Regions from separate parts of the Homo sapiens genome. Here region 1 is linked to region 2. A link is a contact called in ENCODE Hi-C or POLR2A ChIA-PET data. All regions are on one chromosome and are shown on one strand. The core of a region is the stretch at or near the end of the contact, and the rest is flanking DNA. Distances in the headings are between cores, read along the strand shown.

Region 1 (7,897 bases), core at 1,653-4,152, 120 kb before region 2:
TTATTCGTTCTTGGTTTTTAGACATGTAAACAAAAACTCAGCTGCTTTTTATAGACACAATGGAGTATTTCATTGGAACACAGTAGGAAGACTTAAGACAAGAAAGCCAGGTTCAAGGGCTACTTATCATGCTGGTTTGTTCACTATTTCTATACTGATAGGGGCAGGAGGCAGAGAAATGCTAGGCAGACAGCGGCAGGTCCTGGCAAAACCCCACCTACGAGCTGAAAAGCCTGAAACCCACAACCCAATGTAAAAACTTCTATCCCTGTTTGCCTGCTCTCTCCCAATTTGTTCTTTCTGAATAATGTCTTTTTTCCAATTGAATGGTGCCTTTTCTAAAACTGCCTATGGCCTGTCCTGCTCCCTATCCTGTGCCTATAAAGACTCCAGATTCAATTGGTAGAGGGAGAGAAGCTGCTTGACTGCAGAGAGGCAACTAGACTTCAGAGGGATGACTGGACTCCGGAGGAGAGGTGGCTTCAGATGAAGTCCAGATGACTGGACTTCAGAGAAGGGCTGGCTGGGGATGGCCAGACTTTAGGGAAGATTATCTGCCTGTCCCATCCCCTCTCCAGCTCCCCTCTCCACTGACAGCCCTAACCATGACTAAATAAAATTCTCCACCTCCACCATCCCTCAAGTGTCCGTGCGACCTCATTCTTTTTAGACGCCAGACAAGAGCTCAGGACTCACCTAGTCAGGTACAGAAAAAAGGCTGTCACATTGGCCCTTTGCCCTCACTGGCAAAGGGCAGCTGCCCTACACGATGAGGTAAGGGACCTACTGAGCTGATAACACACGCTGTCAATGGGTGGTGGAGCTAAGATACTACTGTAACACACCCTCTGGGGTTTCAGGGGTAGCAGGCACCCCCAGCTGGGCACTAAAATGGGGCCACTCATTGAGCCTGTTCCTGCTAGTGCCCAAAATGGCCAGCCAGATCCTGCACTCACTAGCTAATGCATTTCCTCCTGCAAAAGGTTGAGTGTGGCAGCCTGAGTAAACAGGGCACTCCCATTGCAAGTCTGATGAAGAGTTCAAGAAAAACTCCTGCATCAATACAAAGATACATGGTATGGCCCATGTTGAAACAAAAATTTCCTCCATATTGAATGCCTAGAATATCATTTCTTTTTAAATACAAATTGCAGTATTAGTATTGACTGAACTGTGACCCCTGGCCATATATCAAATCACTAGCATCAAATCTTATTCTACCAGAGAAATATCTGCCAGTCATCCATGTGTAATACCATCTTCTGGTAAAAAGTTGGTTGGCTTTAAAAAACGTATAAGCCAGGATTAAAATATTCTATTTCAAATGGAACCTATTAGATATTTTTGCAGGTAATGACATGATTTGATTTATGTTTTTAAAGAGTCATTCTGGTTCTTCTGTAAAGAAAGGAAAAATGGACAGAAATGGGAGACCAGGTAAGAGACTGTAAAATAATCCTGATGATAGAGAGTGGTAGCTTCATGTGGAGTAGCAGCTGTAGAAACAGAAAAAAGTAGACAGATTTGGAACATATTTTTGGAATGGATTTAAATATGGGGAGTGGAAGCAGGAGGGAGCCAAGGATGACATTTACTCAAGTGATGCAAAAGATAATTTTTAGTCAATTCTTTTATTGGCATTTTTGTCTGATCCATCATCTTACACAGCATCTTGCTTATTCTTAAGGGCTGCTGGTGCTGCCTGGTAATCCCTGTTCTTGGCTCAGTTTTGACTTTCACCAGAACTTTATTTACTCACAACTTCCTATATCCAATCTTACCTATACTCGTAAAGAAAAATGTGTATCTATACTTAATGGACACATATGTACTTAACAGAAGAAATCAAACATTCATCTACCTGACTGTGTATATGAATATATCATCTTTCAAGGATTTTGTCCACTTTGTAGCTGGAAATTGGTGTGTCTCATGCAAAAGCATTGGTTCTTTCCCCTACAATGAGCTGCCTCCCTATAGGCATGACACCTTCCTACAGAGCAGAGGAAATATAAATATATATGAGAAATTCATGTCTTCTAGATAACTTGCAATCTTGTGGAGGAAAAGAATTTTTTTTACTTAATAATATGGATCAGCAAAGGGCAAATACATGATTAGTTTTACAAGTACTAAAGAAGTTGAGAAAAAGAGACCTTTCTGGCCAGAGGGGACAGTAAAGGTTTTGCCCAGTAAAACTAACTTAAATTAGTCTGTAAAAGTTAAGTAGGAAGAGAGACATTGGGTGGACATTTCCAACACTGAGATCAGTGAGTACAGAGAAAATCAGGAATTTGTCTAAAGAATGCCAAAAAAGGGACCTAGCACTTGTTAGGAGCCTACTATATTTCCCAAACTGACACTTTTACATACATTGTATTTCATCTTATTTAATCCTTATGCTGAGACAGAAAAACATCAGTATCTTCATTCACAGATATAAGAATTAAGACTCAGAATAGACGAGACACTTTTTCCAAGGTCATAGAAAAATAAGAGACAGAGCTAGGTTTTCTCCTACATTTCTTACAAATCTAACATTATCTTCACCATGCTAAATCTGCTTAGTGAATAGTAAGAGAGGAAAAGTGGGCTGAAGCCAGCTTGAGATGGGCCTTGATTGGAAGACTGAAGAATTTGGATGGGTAGACATTGTTTTGGGCAGAGCAATGATTGCTTTTTGTTTGTCTGTTTTGATTTTGAATTGTACTAGGATTTGGTTGTGGTGAGCAATGGCTTCTGAAATAACTGAGAAGCCTCCTAAAGTAAATATTTTGAAACATTTAGATATGGAAAGTTCTGGCAAGTTTGTTTAACTGGTCTCATTATTTTGTAGTCTCTTCTTAGAGTTGATACTGTAGACAAGAAGCTGTGACTCACGAATTCCACAGTGCAACGGCTTTAAAGTTACAATGTTGCAAAATAAATCATCATTTAATCTGCTTACTCTTTTTCTGGAAAGAGGTTGGTGACGATACGTCAACATTTTGGTAATTTTTCAAGGGAATCACGACTCCCGTCTGGCCCCCAGTAAGTATTTATTAACTTTCTACTATGTTCATAGCATTACAGTGTTAGGAAAGCAGAGATTCATAATGTTTAATCCTTGATCTCAAGTACTTGTCAGTGTGGTTGGGAAAAAAAAAGATGCCTCCACTTCAGAAATTATATGATATCATAATAATCATTACTGACTTTCCTGGAATTCCTCATAGCTTATGAAGCAATGGCACTAACATAGTAACAGTGAATCATGGCAACACCCAACGATTACAACAGTGGGGCAATGTTATCATCCTTCTTGGAGAGATGAGAGCATGTGGATTCAGATAGGCTAGCTAACTTCCCCAAGGCCACACAGGTAGTCAGGTAAGCTTCAAGACTGGAAGCACACAGGAGCAGAACAAACTGCCTCTTTCAAAATCTACCAAGTAAGTGACATCACAGACAATATGCATGCTCTGGCGAGCTCAGAGGGAGAATAATTTCTGCTGGGTAAATTAATAAGCAGATGCTTCCAAAATAAGGTGGAATTTGACTGGGCCTTGAAGAAAGCTAATATTTGGCAGCCTGAAGAACACCTGGGACCTGAAACAGTACCTACAGGACATTTTTTTTGACTGTCTATGGGACTCACCTTCCCTGACCAAATGCCATATTCATAATGCAATAAAAGATAGGCACTCTCTTAAGTATATGAAAACACTAATTCCCTTCACATTTGTCCCTTCCACTATGCATAGAAGTGGCAACCACGAAGTCCAGGTTTGGTGAAAAGTGAGAGGAACATCTTTACAGAGGGAAAAAATTGGCTTAAAAAAAAAGACCCAGGCAGAGTGGCTTGCGCCTATACACCCAGTTCCTGGAGAAGCTGAGGTGGGAGAACAGATTGAACCCAGGAGTTTGAGACCAGACTGATCAACATAGTGAGATCTCATCTCTAAAAATAAATAAATAAATAAGTCAGAGTTTAAGGCTGATGTCAGCTATGATCACACCACTGCATTCCAGCCTGGGCAAAAGAGCAAGACTGACTCAAAAAACAAGCAAACAAAAACAGTAGCTGCCAACCACTCATGATTTTTATAGTTAACAATTTGCACTCAAGATGGTCAGTCACGTCAAGTATTTTTTCCCTGGATTTGCAGCCCCACCCCCATTCCCACTCACCCCTCCCATACCCTCAAGTAGGGCTAAAAAAAATTGCCTTGGACCTTATCCACCTTTCCTCAAAATGCTTCCAAGTCTGTATGTATAATATCCTCTGCAAAATGATGTCTGGGCTTTTTCTCTGAATCGTCTTGAGATCTTCACAACAGCCATGCTTGGCTAGCCCCACTGTCAGCGTGGGGCAGCCAGGGCACAACCGTGGGACAGGGAGGCAGATGGGAGGAGCACTCAGGACCAGCCTCTCTGAGTGAGTATACCTCCAGTGGGGTTGACTGCATCTGACAACATCCCCATCAGGCCAGCTGCATTTGCTTGTGTTGTCTCACCCTGTCAGCCTGTGAAACGTCCAGGTCCCCATATTCAGCAAGACAGCCACAGGTTAGGTCTGGGCCAAATGGGGAAGGGAAACATACAAGACAGTTGTCAAAGTTAGCGAAAAATGAATAACTGCACCATTGATTCACGAGTCTCCAGTGCTCTATAGAGTTCTACCTAAGTCAGAGGAGGAAATAAAGGAAACATACTATCAACATTATAGCTGTCGAAATGTCACAATAACTTTCTGAAAGTCATGGGGTAGGGGAAGGAGGGAATTCTCTTTGATAGTGTTCAGACAGGACCAAGAAGAACTAAATGTCTTCCCAAAAAACCAAAATAAGAATATGTCAGTTCCAAGCTATAGACGTAAAGCAAATTTGCAAATATTGTGCCTTCAATGTGAAGCAGGATTATATTAGCGTAGATAGCCAATTGGACCACATCTAGGCTTGTAAGCAAGTATCCTTACATAACTCTGAAAGTGGAAGAGAGGTCACAGTAGGGAAATTTTACCAGTAGTGGTAATAAAGAGCACATCCCATAGGACAAAGCAAGACAATGGATGGTGATCATATTAGTCATGTAGCAGGAATGTGAAACAACTCAAGAATGCTAAAGGAAGATACAAGGTAAAAATACATTGACTGTTTCAGCTAAACTAAAGAGAAACAAAGTGTGACATTACTGAGGAAAAAAGTGAGAATAAAACTGGACATTGTTAATAGAAATATAAAGATCAGAGCAAGAGAAAATATCATCTTTTTTTTCCATGCTGGTAGTGGCTAGTTGGTCAAGTTGTCCACACAAAAAAAGGGAGCCCACCCACAAGATTAGTAAAAAGAAAGCAAAACTAGGGCTTATGAAAATGCTTTAGAAGGACTGAGGCAGTAAGTCCTAGGAAGGCTGGAAGGCCTGGAGAAAAGAAGACTCAAAGGGGAAAATGACCATTGTCTTCACATATTTGAAAGAGTATTGTCTTGGGATACAAATTATTATTTTAGATAGGACTATAGGCTTATCATTTAGGTTTGGTCTGCTTAATATTTCTTTGAATCTTCCTTTACTTTTCCAATGTCTGGGTTTTTATGATGTAAAGTAAACAATGGACAGAAACCAATACACCTAAAGTTGGCAAGGGCAAGGGGAAAGAATGATGATGATGAAATTACACTGCGAAATTCCAAAGATAAAAGTAGCCCAATCAGAAAGCAAACTACTGATGCATTAAGAGTAAGATCGAGCAGTGACAGACTGGGATGGAGGGCAGAAGGTAATTTTGGGATTGGAAAATAGAGAAGCCCCTGGGAAATGAAAAGAATAAGGATTTTTTGTAACAGCTTTTAATACTATGTAAAGGCATCATCTGAGAGTTCTTAAAGAAATAACAGTTAAAGCCCAAGTGAAACAGAGTTATAGTGAAAAGTACATTGGATAAAGAATGAGAGAACTTTAGTGTCAGCTGAACTATTTCCTAAAACTGTCACCTTGGGAAATTCGTTTAACCTTTCTTAGTCTCAGTTCCTCATATGTCTAAATAAACAGAAAAAAAAAAAAGACACATGACAACCTATTTTCCAAACCAAATAGATCCAGGCATACCCTTCCCCCAATGGATGTGGCTTATGGTAAACTGAGTTCCCTGTATTTCCCATTCCAGAGAATGGAAGTCAAAGCCCAAGGAGAGAGAGAGCCATGTCTTTATTAGGACACCATCCCAGTGAGTAGCAGTCATATCAACCACTCAGACATATTGGGGTGAGAGGCATCACTTGTAGCAGCTGGCTTTGTGCCAGCGATATCCTACGTAATTTGCACAATATTCTAAATAATAGTTAAATTTATTGATAAAAAGCTCTTGGTTTCATCTGACTTTATGACACAGTAGATTAGACTAAACCCAGTTAAAGATAAGCAACTTAGGTTAAATGTAAACTTACATCCTATGATATCTTCTATATGATGATTCATTAGCAAGCTCACAACTATTTCTTAAAGGAAAATTGTTTCAGAAGAGGGCTTGACTTTGCTCCAAAACTGGGTCCTCAACTGTAATTTCCCATAGAGCTTGAGAAAGGGCCCATAGAACATACTGATCTGCCTCAGATGTTTTTAGCACCGTTGGATTATCTGGGTCATGACAGCCAACTAGCAGCGTTGCTTATATACAAGATGGATGCTTATATACAAGACCTTCCTCTTGCTCAGGGCTATAGGCATTTTGGGCAAATAAGTTGAAACAATACACTTTATATGTGATATGTGTTGCCTCCAAAATCCAAATAGGACAATTAAACATTATGCCTCTATCCTAATAAGAGAAGATAAAATGTGCTGCAACTTGTATTTCTCTTTGGAAGATGTAGCCTCAAATGTTAAAGTATATATCACCCGATATCTTCACTGGGGTGCCAAGCACACATGACTCCTACTGAACCATTTAAGACAACCTTACTTTCTGCTCACCTGGTTCTATCAACATGATGTCATCAATTTTGTAGACCAACACGTTATCCTGAGAAATTATGTGATGGAGAAAGTTCCTGAGGACAAAATCAAGGCATGTAGCCCAGATGAAGATGGTTATGGTACTAAGCCCAGATAAAGATGGTTATGGTACGCTGGTACTCCTTCCAGGTGTGGGAAAAATCTATTTCTGGCATTTTCTGTTTATTAGGATGGGGTGGAGGAGGAATTAAAAACATGCTCAAGCTAAATAGCTAAAGAACAGGAGCCAAAAGCTGGGATAATCTGCTAATAACAAAGATAATATATCTGGAAAATTACAATTGGATTCATTATTTAATTACACTTACATTAATAATCCTTTGTCATTACCAAGGTTCTTCTTTCACTACACAGTCATCACAATGTTAAGTGGAATATAATAGAAAAAACCATCTTTGTATCTTTAGAGTCTATGATTATGAACCAACCTCTGCAGTTATTCTAGGAATATTTCTTTCAGTTCCAAGGACTTTCACTTGTCTTTTAATATCTACCACTCCACAAGTTCAAGGCTAACATGGAACTGCTGCTTATTGCTGAGTATATATCTTTTCCATCTATACCACAGTAGCCACAAGATGAGTTTGTGAATCCTCTGGGCCCACTAGGACATAATATCAAGCATAAATTCTCTTAACCACCTGATATTCACTCATAAGTCTCAACTATGACCTCTGGACCACAGTACTGTTGTGATTTACCAGAGAACAGTATGGTCATAGAGTCAATGTCCAATAACTTCTCCAAAGACCAGGAGCCAATTAAGGCAAAGTTAACCTTAAATTTGCCACCAATCTCTTTGGGAAAAGCTAGGAGAAAAATTTATAATGACTGCTTGGAAAGTCATTACAGGGTCTGTGGTGATTTGTTTCCCCTCTCTAAAACTCGTAGTAAAATTTAATTA
Region 2 (7,673 bases), core at 2,646-5,145:
CTCACCCCTCCTTCTTGCTCTGTGTGAGTCTCAGCAGGACAGTCTAGAGCTTTGAGTCCTATAAGTGGCTTCAAAGCCAGATTGGATCATTCAGTTGAAGCCCCTGGGCCCTTCCAAGATTCTACACACTCCCAAATTCTGCCCACCAGAGACACATATGTGTGCACACAGACACACAAATTCTTTTTTCTTATATTTAGAGGGAAATTCAAAGTGCAAGCACACAGGCAAAGTAAATGTTTGGGTGAGATATGAGGTTATTATCTGGGTAAGTGAAGTCAAGAAAGTTACTAAAAAAATTAGAGAAAACAATTATTTTTTAAGTTAGTCAATACTGACAAATTATCTCCCACATTTGAATTCCTTTTGATGACCGATATTAGGTCTTGAGTATATCATGCTTCATTCCTACAATGCTTTATACTTTTCAAAGTTTCTTTCCATCTGGGTCTTATTTAGTAAGCACAAAGTCCTGTATGGTTGGTAGGGTTAGGGTCACAATTCCCAGCTTATAGATGAACTTCCCAAAGACAAGAGTTGGATGGAGAGTTTGAATGTAATGTCCCTTCCGAAATTAATGTTGAAACTTAATCCCCACTGTGGTGGTATTAAGATGTAAGGTCCTTATAAAAGAGGCTTCAGAGAGAGTTTGCCCCTTGTTTCTCTTCTAGCTTCCTCTAAGAGAGGTCGCCACAGTGAGAAGTTACCATCGATGGAACAGTCCCTCACCAGACCCCAAGGCCGGCCCCTTGATCTTGGACTCCCCAGCCTCCGGACTGTGAAAGATAAATCCCTGTTCTTCATAAATTACCCATCTGTGATATTTTGTTATAGCAGCACAAACATTAGAGTGTGTTGTAAATTTTAAAGCTTCATATTTCCCTTCTGCTTCAATATCCACATAAACAGGCTTTGAGCACCCTGCCCCGGTGACCACATGCATCATGTGATAAGGTTAGACTCTGCCACCAGTCCCCCTTCTTGCCTTCCCTGCACTGAGTCCTAGTAACATTTGGAAACACAAATGAAATCCCCTTGCACGTTTTTACTTGTGTGTTCCAGCCTGATCTCCAATAAGGCATCTGCCCATGGGTTTTCTTATGTATGTACCTGTGTGTGTGTATTGTAGAGTTCATGTTTAGGGGGTGTGTGGGGAGTGAGACTGGTTGACGGAAGCAGAGAATTCATATAGAGCAACATGGGCAATTGATTGCTTCTAGGTCAATCATCAAATAAGGATTTGGAGTACCTTGGGATCGATCTAATTCTCTCATTAAGATTACTGAAATAACCAGCTCACTAAACAGTCAATATGGTTATTTCATCCATCTTAATGACCTAGTCAAATCAGCTCTGGGGAGATCGTCAACACCAACTCCAGAGGGAAAAACTCATGCAGATATAACAGCAGCTTTTGTTGAGTTCTCCTAATTTAAAAATGGAATAAGTCACAAAGAGATCCCTAGAGGAATGAGAATTGGGCATTTGCTGTTTATAAATCAGGATTCTAAGGGCCATATCTTAATGAAGCAAAAGAGAGCATTATAATTTTGAATAAATGAACTAAGGTAGGAATAAGAAAACTATACATAAAGGATCTTGGATCAGGGCAGTAATTCCATGTTGCAGAAGTATGAAAAGGTAACAGACAGTTACAAAGCAGAGCAGAAGAGCAAACTGATGGGGCAAAAGGACGGTCAAATATATGATATCTTGATCAATGATCAATAGTTCAGACTCTTAACGATGTAGCAAAATTTCAATAAATGTTGACTATGTTGACAATATTAATGATGGTGGTGGTGATTATTTTGATGACAACAGTAATGGGGTCTGACAAACAAAACAATAACAGTCAAGAAAGATTAATGGTAGAAATGATGAAAACAGAGGTCTGAGAAAGTTTCTATTAATGAGTATAAAACAGGAAGTAAAGGTAGCCACCCTGTGAAGCAGTCTTAATAGAGTGATGGCTATAAATATACAAAGGAAAAAGCAATGGTGGGGAAAGGACAAGTCCAGGGACACTCGCCTCAGTAAAGGAGCACAAAACGTGCAGTTTCTGTCATAGAAAGACAAAGTAGTCTACTTAGGAAAGGTCTAAAGAGAAGGAGAATGCCTTCCCAGATTTGAGCTCTTACAATGGGAAGAAGCAATATCAAATTCTTAGTATCAGCATAATAATCCAGAGCTATAGAAAGAACTTTTAAGGATGCAAACTCAGACCCCAATATTTGAACACTATAATACCAAATATAGATATTTGAATACATCAGGACATGAGACTGAATATTTTTTCAATTCCATTCCCATTTTTGGCACGTGCAACCCACAACCAGATATAGAAGCTTTTCTCAAATTATCCCAGTATGTTAAACCTAAATATATATTCTTAGAAGAACTGTGAAATGGATGTTTGGTGACTGAGGAGGGATGGGGAAGTCCCTCCTCTTCTTATCAGCACTAATCAAACCAAATCATCAGAACTACAGCATTAATACTTGTATTCATCAGGATAGGATAAGCTATAATACAAGAACAAACAGCCACAAAATTTCAGTCATTTAACATAAAAATTTTTGTTTTGTTTTGTTTCATTTACAAGATGTTAATGTAGCAACTCTGGGGTCCAAACTAGCAGAAGCTCCAGCATGCTGCATTTCTCTCTATTTAAAATCACACAACTTACCTAGATGAGAAAATGAAAGGTCATACACGAACAACTAAACGTTTAGCCCAGGAAATGACATATAACACCGGGTTTACATCCCATTCCCAGAAGTAATCCCCAGCCCCATTTATGCAAAAGGTACGGGGAAGTTTCATCCTTCCAAACACGACAGTAGGTTTCAAGCTTTAGCTTGCATCCAAATCACCTTGAGTGCTTGTTAAAACAGATTTTGGGGTCTCACCCTCAGAATTTCTGATTCTGATTAGGGCAACTAATAATTTGCTTTTCTGAAAAGCTTTTGGGCCAGACGTGGTGGCTTACACCTGTAATCCCAGCGCTTTGGGAGGCCGAGAGGGGCGGATCACTTGAGGTCAGGCGTTCCAGACCAGCCTGGCCAACATGGTGAAACCCTGTCTCTACTGAAAATACAAAAATTAGCCGGGTGTGGTGGCGGGCGCCTGAAATCCCAGCTACTTGGGAGGCTGAGGAAGGAGAGTCGCTTGAACCTGGGAGGCCGAGGTTACAGTGAGCCAAGATCACGCCACTGCATTCCATCCTGGGTGACAGATCGAGGCTCTGCATCAAAAATAATCATAATAATAAAGGTTTCAGGTGAGGCTGATGCTGCTGTCCTGAGACTTCCCTTTGAGATCCCCTGGTTAGAGCAACAGTTCTCAAGCCCACCTGAACATTTACATCAACTGGACAGCTTGTTTAAAAAAGGTGCACGCCAAGGTCCCACCCCTAAATATTCTGTCTTAATTGGTCATCTAAAAATTCTCCTGTATCACCAGAGTTGCTAGTTCAGAAGAATACAAATTTAACTATGGGTGTAAGATTTCTATCAAAGTGTTCACATTACAGATGAAAAAACAAGTCCAACATCACACAGTAGGCTAGTGACACTTCCAAATCAAGAAACTGAATATCCTGGATCCCAAGTGGTGCCATATCCCTTAATGGGTCAGCACACAGAGCAGGCAGTATTTTAAGACCAATTTACTCCACAAATTTCTTTCCCTCTGCTTAAAATGGTTCGGCCTCTTTCCAGAGGGATGCTGGCTCTCAGTGCAATAGCTGCTGGGCTCAGGGAGGAGAAAGTGGATCCATCTCCAATTCTCCCACGTGGCTGAGAAAGAGCCTAGAAGCAGCTCTCCTCCCTCCCATTCCTCAACTCTGAGCAGCCCTGCCCTGGCTCCCGACCCAGCCTCACCCAGATTTTGCCTCTGCCCCAGGATCTGCGAGCCAAGTGGTTGACCCGGGAAGACAAGCCCACTTACAAAGAAACGTAAAAGAAAATGAACAAAACTGCTGCCAATGTGCCCTTTGGTCCCACATTGACTAAATCCAGGCTGCTAGAAGGCAGCGCGAGAAGAATCTCATTTTAAAAAGCAACTGAGAGAGATAAAACGCAGCTACCCAACCATTTTGGATACTGGTCGTCCTCTGCTCCCATCCCCAACACAAAGGCACAGCGTTCATTCTCCCATCATGAAATTTTACTGAATTCATCAACTCTAAGTAAAAATAAATAAATAAGAGCTGATCTGCCATCCTTTACAGATTTTGAACCGATTTAACAGCCATCTGATAAACACGCCCTGCATAACTAACGGCCTCTGGCCTGGCATCTTCCTGTAAAACTAAGAAACATCGCCATCTGCTGGCCAGGGAGCCCTGGTGCATGGAAATTTCCAATTCCATTGCCTTCAAGCAGCAGTGTCTGCACAGCAATAGGTCCATTAATTCTGCCAAAGGGTTGAAATTCATTGCAAATCATTTAATTTCTTTCACCAAGACAAACTACAAACTACATCATGAAATTTTGTTTAACTTTCTTGTGTTTTATGTATGTGCATGAGCTGGTTAGGGTGGGGAGGCTTTTTGCATGGTTACCTTCCTACTCTTTTTGTTGCCCCTATTTTCTCGAAATTCTCAATGTTGTGAATTTTATAAGTCCATTTAACTAACATTAAGTGAGCTTATTCTACGTGCTAAGTTGTCATACCCAAAGAATCAAACGACAGAGACTGAGGAGGGAGGAATTGGGGAATTGGGCGGAAGTCTCATTCTCACATTCCATATTAACTGGAAACCTGAGGCTCTGTAGTTTTGACTCTCGTACTTTTTTTTTTTTTTTGAGATGTAGTCTTCCTTTGTTGCATAGTGTTGTCTCAAACTCCAGCCTCAAGCCATCCTCCCACCTCAGCATCAAGCAGCTAAACTGCAGGCACATGCCACCGTGGTGGGTTTGACACTCACACATCTTAACAGTGAAACTGTGTTGGACAGAGGTTTTCAGCCCAACCGGGTTATTTAGACTTAAGAATGCCAAAGAAACACACTTTTATGGCCTCTTCCACACTAAATCCTTCTTAGAAAATGGGAAAGAGAGACTCTTGTGACCTAAAAGATGGGGGGTTTGATTGATGATCTGGGTGTTGATTTCTCCTCCTGCCCTTTCCTCTTCCAGTCCTCAGGTGACACCCACCCAAGCCCATCTCCACATTCTTCATCTACTTGCACAATCTTGACTGACATCTCTGATAGCCCAAAGCAAATTGAATAGTGAAGTTTATCTTGCTTTAATGCTTATGCTAGTGGAACTTATTTAAATGTATTTAACATGTACAGAAAAATTAACAGGAAAATAAATCGAGGAAGAAGTGTCAACAAAGAGTGCAAGGTACAGAAACAGGTGCTATTTTTGTATTTGGTGATGAGACCTGGGGGTAAGTGATGGTTGTTGAGCTGATGATGATCGTATTTTCTTTAATACCACGGACCACCTCTTCATCCAGCCTCACTAGCTGTGAAGCAGCTCTGAGGACCATTCTTACAGTTCTTTCCACATCTCTGTCTCCACTCCCCAGACCTTCCTAGTTGAATAGGCCTATAGGACAAGGACCCGCCCCCCTGCCCCCCATCTGTTATGACTGGGAGTGGAGAAATGGGCAATGAAAGAGAATGTGTAGGTGTAATGCCAGGAACTAGAATGATTTCCTGCCAGTGATGAGCTGTCTTGGAGGCAGCTCTGTCTGCTTTGCCATTCAGCACTGACCCACCATAAAGACAAAAGAGGAGGGCTCACTTGGGACATGGAGGTGAAAGTCCAAGCCTGCCCTGGCTCTTATCTATATGTAGGGTTAGCTATTCTACTCTCCAAGAAGAGTCATGTGGAAAAACAATGTTTAAATTCCTAAATGATTGAAGCAAGAAGAAAACACAAAGATGATTGTAAAGTGGACCAAACTGAGATCTCTGGAAGAAAAGTAATTTGCCCAGGGTCTCATAGCACACAAGTGGCACAGGGGAGTCTCTGGTCTCTTAGACAACATTTCTCACAATAAACTGTTCCTTTGTCACAAAATAGAGAGGTGCTTCTAGCCATTGGAAAGTTTTTGACACTGGGATCACCAATCTTGAGAAGTCCTGGACTCTTTTCTATCGCCATATCTTAGTCAATCTCATAATCCCAGGACATCCTTTATCTGAATATCTCTGTACATCAGAGTAAAGCAATTAATATCACATAAAATTTTAGAGATCCAGATTACATATGTATTCTTCAACATTGAGGACAGGAGCAACTGTAACAATGATCACCAAGAAGAAAGTTCAGGGAAATCAGCTACATTCTATAACAAAATGCTGTGTGGTTGAGTGGTTACTGTCCTAGGTTCTGAAAGGAAGATGCTGGAGTTGGAATCCTGGATCTGGCCCTTAAGAGCTGGGAAAATTGCTCAACCTCTTGTAGCATTATAATAAGGATAAAATAAGTTGAATCAAATAATGAAGGCATTTTGAACAATATGTGTGGCACATGGTAAGCAGTCCATCAGTGTTAGCTTTTGTTTTTATTGCTATTATCACTCAGTGAGTGACCAGCTGCCAACCCTGACTTTGAAGGAAAATCATTCTTACTCATCATTCAACATTCATTATACACCAGTCTTCTCTCTACTCTTTTCCAGGATAAAAGAAGAAAAAGTTAAAAAGGGAGAAAATGCCAGAAACTTCCTGAATCTTTTACAAAAAGTTCTAAGGTAAGGGGAAAGCATCCAGGATATGCTTTGCAAATTAACCTAATAGCAAGTATCTCTGCAAAACTTTTGTTGCTTTTTTTTTTTTTCCAAATGACTGTGGTTGTTTTGGCAATAGCTAGAAACATGAGTCAATAACCTCCTATGTGGCTCTCAAGAAATGATATTTAAATCAGAACCACAGCTGCGCAGGAAGGGCACATGAAGTCAAATTGCTTTAATGTTAATGAATACACAGTGTCATATGTGGTGATTCAATATAGCAAAAAAGTCTGAAAGTGAGTTTTAGTACTGGACTCATTGTGAATTTGCTATAAGATAGCCACTTGAACTCTCTGGGCCTCAGTTTCCTCTTTTGTAGAGTGAAACATGGCACTAAATCATATCCAAAGTCTCTTGGAGTTTTAACTTCTAGTGTTACCCTTCCCAGAAGTATTTTTATCTATATAAAAGTACTACAGGGGTGGGCACGGTAGCTCATCCCTGTAATCCCAGCACTTTGGGAGGCCAAGATGGGCAGATCACCTGAGGTCAGGAGTTTGAGACCAGCCTGGCCAACATGGCAAAACTCTGTCTCTACTAAAAACAACAAAATCAGCTGGATGTGGTGGCACATGCCTGTAATCCCAGCTACTCAGGAGGCAAAGGCAGGAGAATCACTTGAACCTGGGAGGTGGAGGCGGTTTCAGTGAACCAAGGTCATGCCACCACACTCCACCCTAGGCAACAGAGTGAGATTCCATCTCAAAAAAAAAAAAAAAAAAAAAAAAAGGTATTGCACGGCAAAGCTTACAACAAGGAAAGGAATTATTTGTGGTAAATCTTCAGGCCTCAGTGAAATAGATGATTGGAGGTTGGGGGTTAGCCCCCTTCCCACTACATTTTTGCTAGTGAGTGATCACTCCGTGTGGCCACTCCCTTATGGATCTCCCTTATGGATCTTCCTGGCTGCTTAAGGC

The links. A loop is a pair of places that touch in the nucleus more often than their neighbours do. ChIA-PET counts read pairs that join two places held with the same protein, here RNA polymerase II (POLR2A).
Region 1: a loop to region 2 is called in a map of mammary epithelial cell, with 2.3 times the contacts of the local background. The contact joins two enhancer-like sites. A Hi-C loop is called at or near these places in 1 of 168 maps with a recorded cell type or tissue (mammary epithelial cell). POLR2A ChIA-PET finds 5 or more read pairs at or near these places in 2 of 52 experiments (GM12878 and WTC11).

The regions. Positions count from the first base shown.
Region 1 is chr18:42,410,241-42,418,137 of GRCh38, reverse strand. All of the region lies in intron 4 of LINC00907 (long intergenic non-protein coding RNA 907), which reads right to left. Among named protein-coding and RNA genes, the nearest start is that of LINC00907, 230 kb to the right of the region's middle. Within about 2 kb of position 2,902, at least 2 of the 41 ENCODE cell types and tissues checked have a DNase peak (open chromatin) inside an H3K27ac peak, as active enhancers do.
Region 2 is chr18:42,295,598-42,303,270 of GRCh38, reverse strand. The region is part of intron 3 of LINC00907 (long intergenic non-protein coding RNA 907); the gene reads right to left. Among named protein-coding and RNA genes, the nearest start is that of LINC00907, 110 kb to the right of the region's middle. Within about 2 kb of position 3,895, at least 6 of the 41 ENCODE cell types and tissues checked have a DNase peak (open chromatin) inside an H3K27ac peak, as active enhancers do.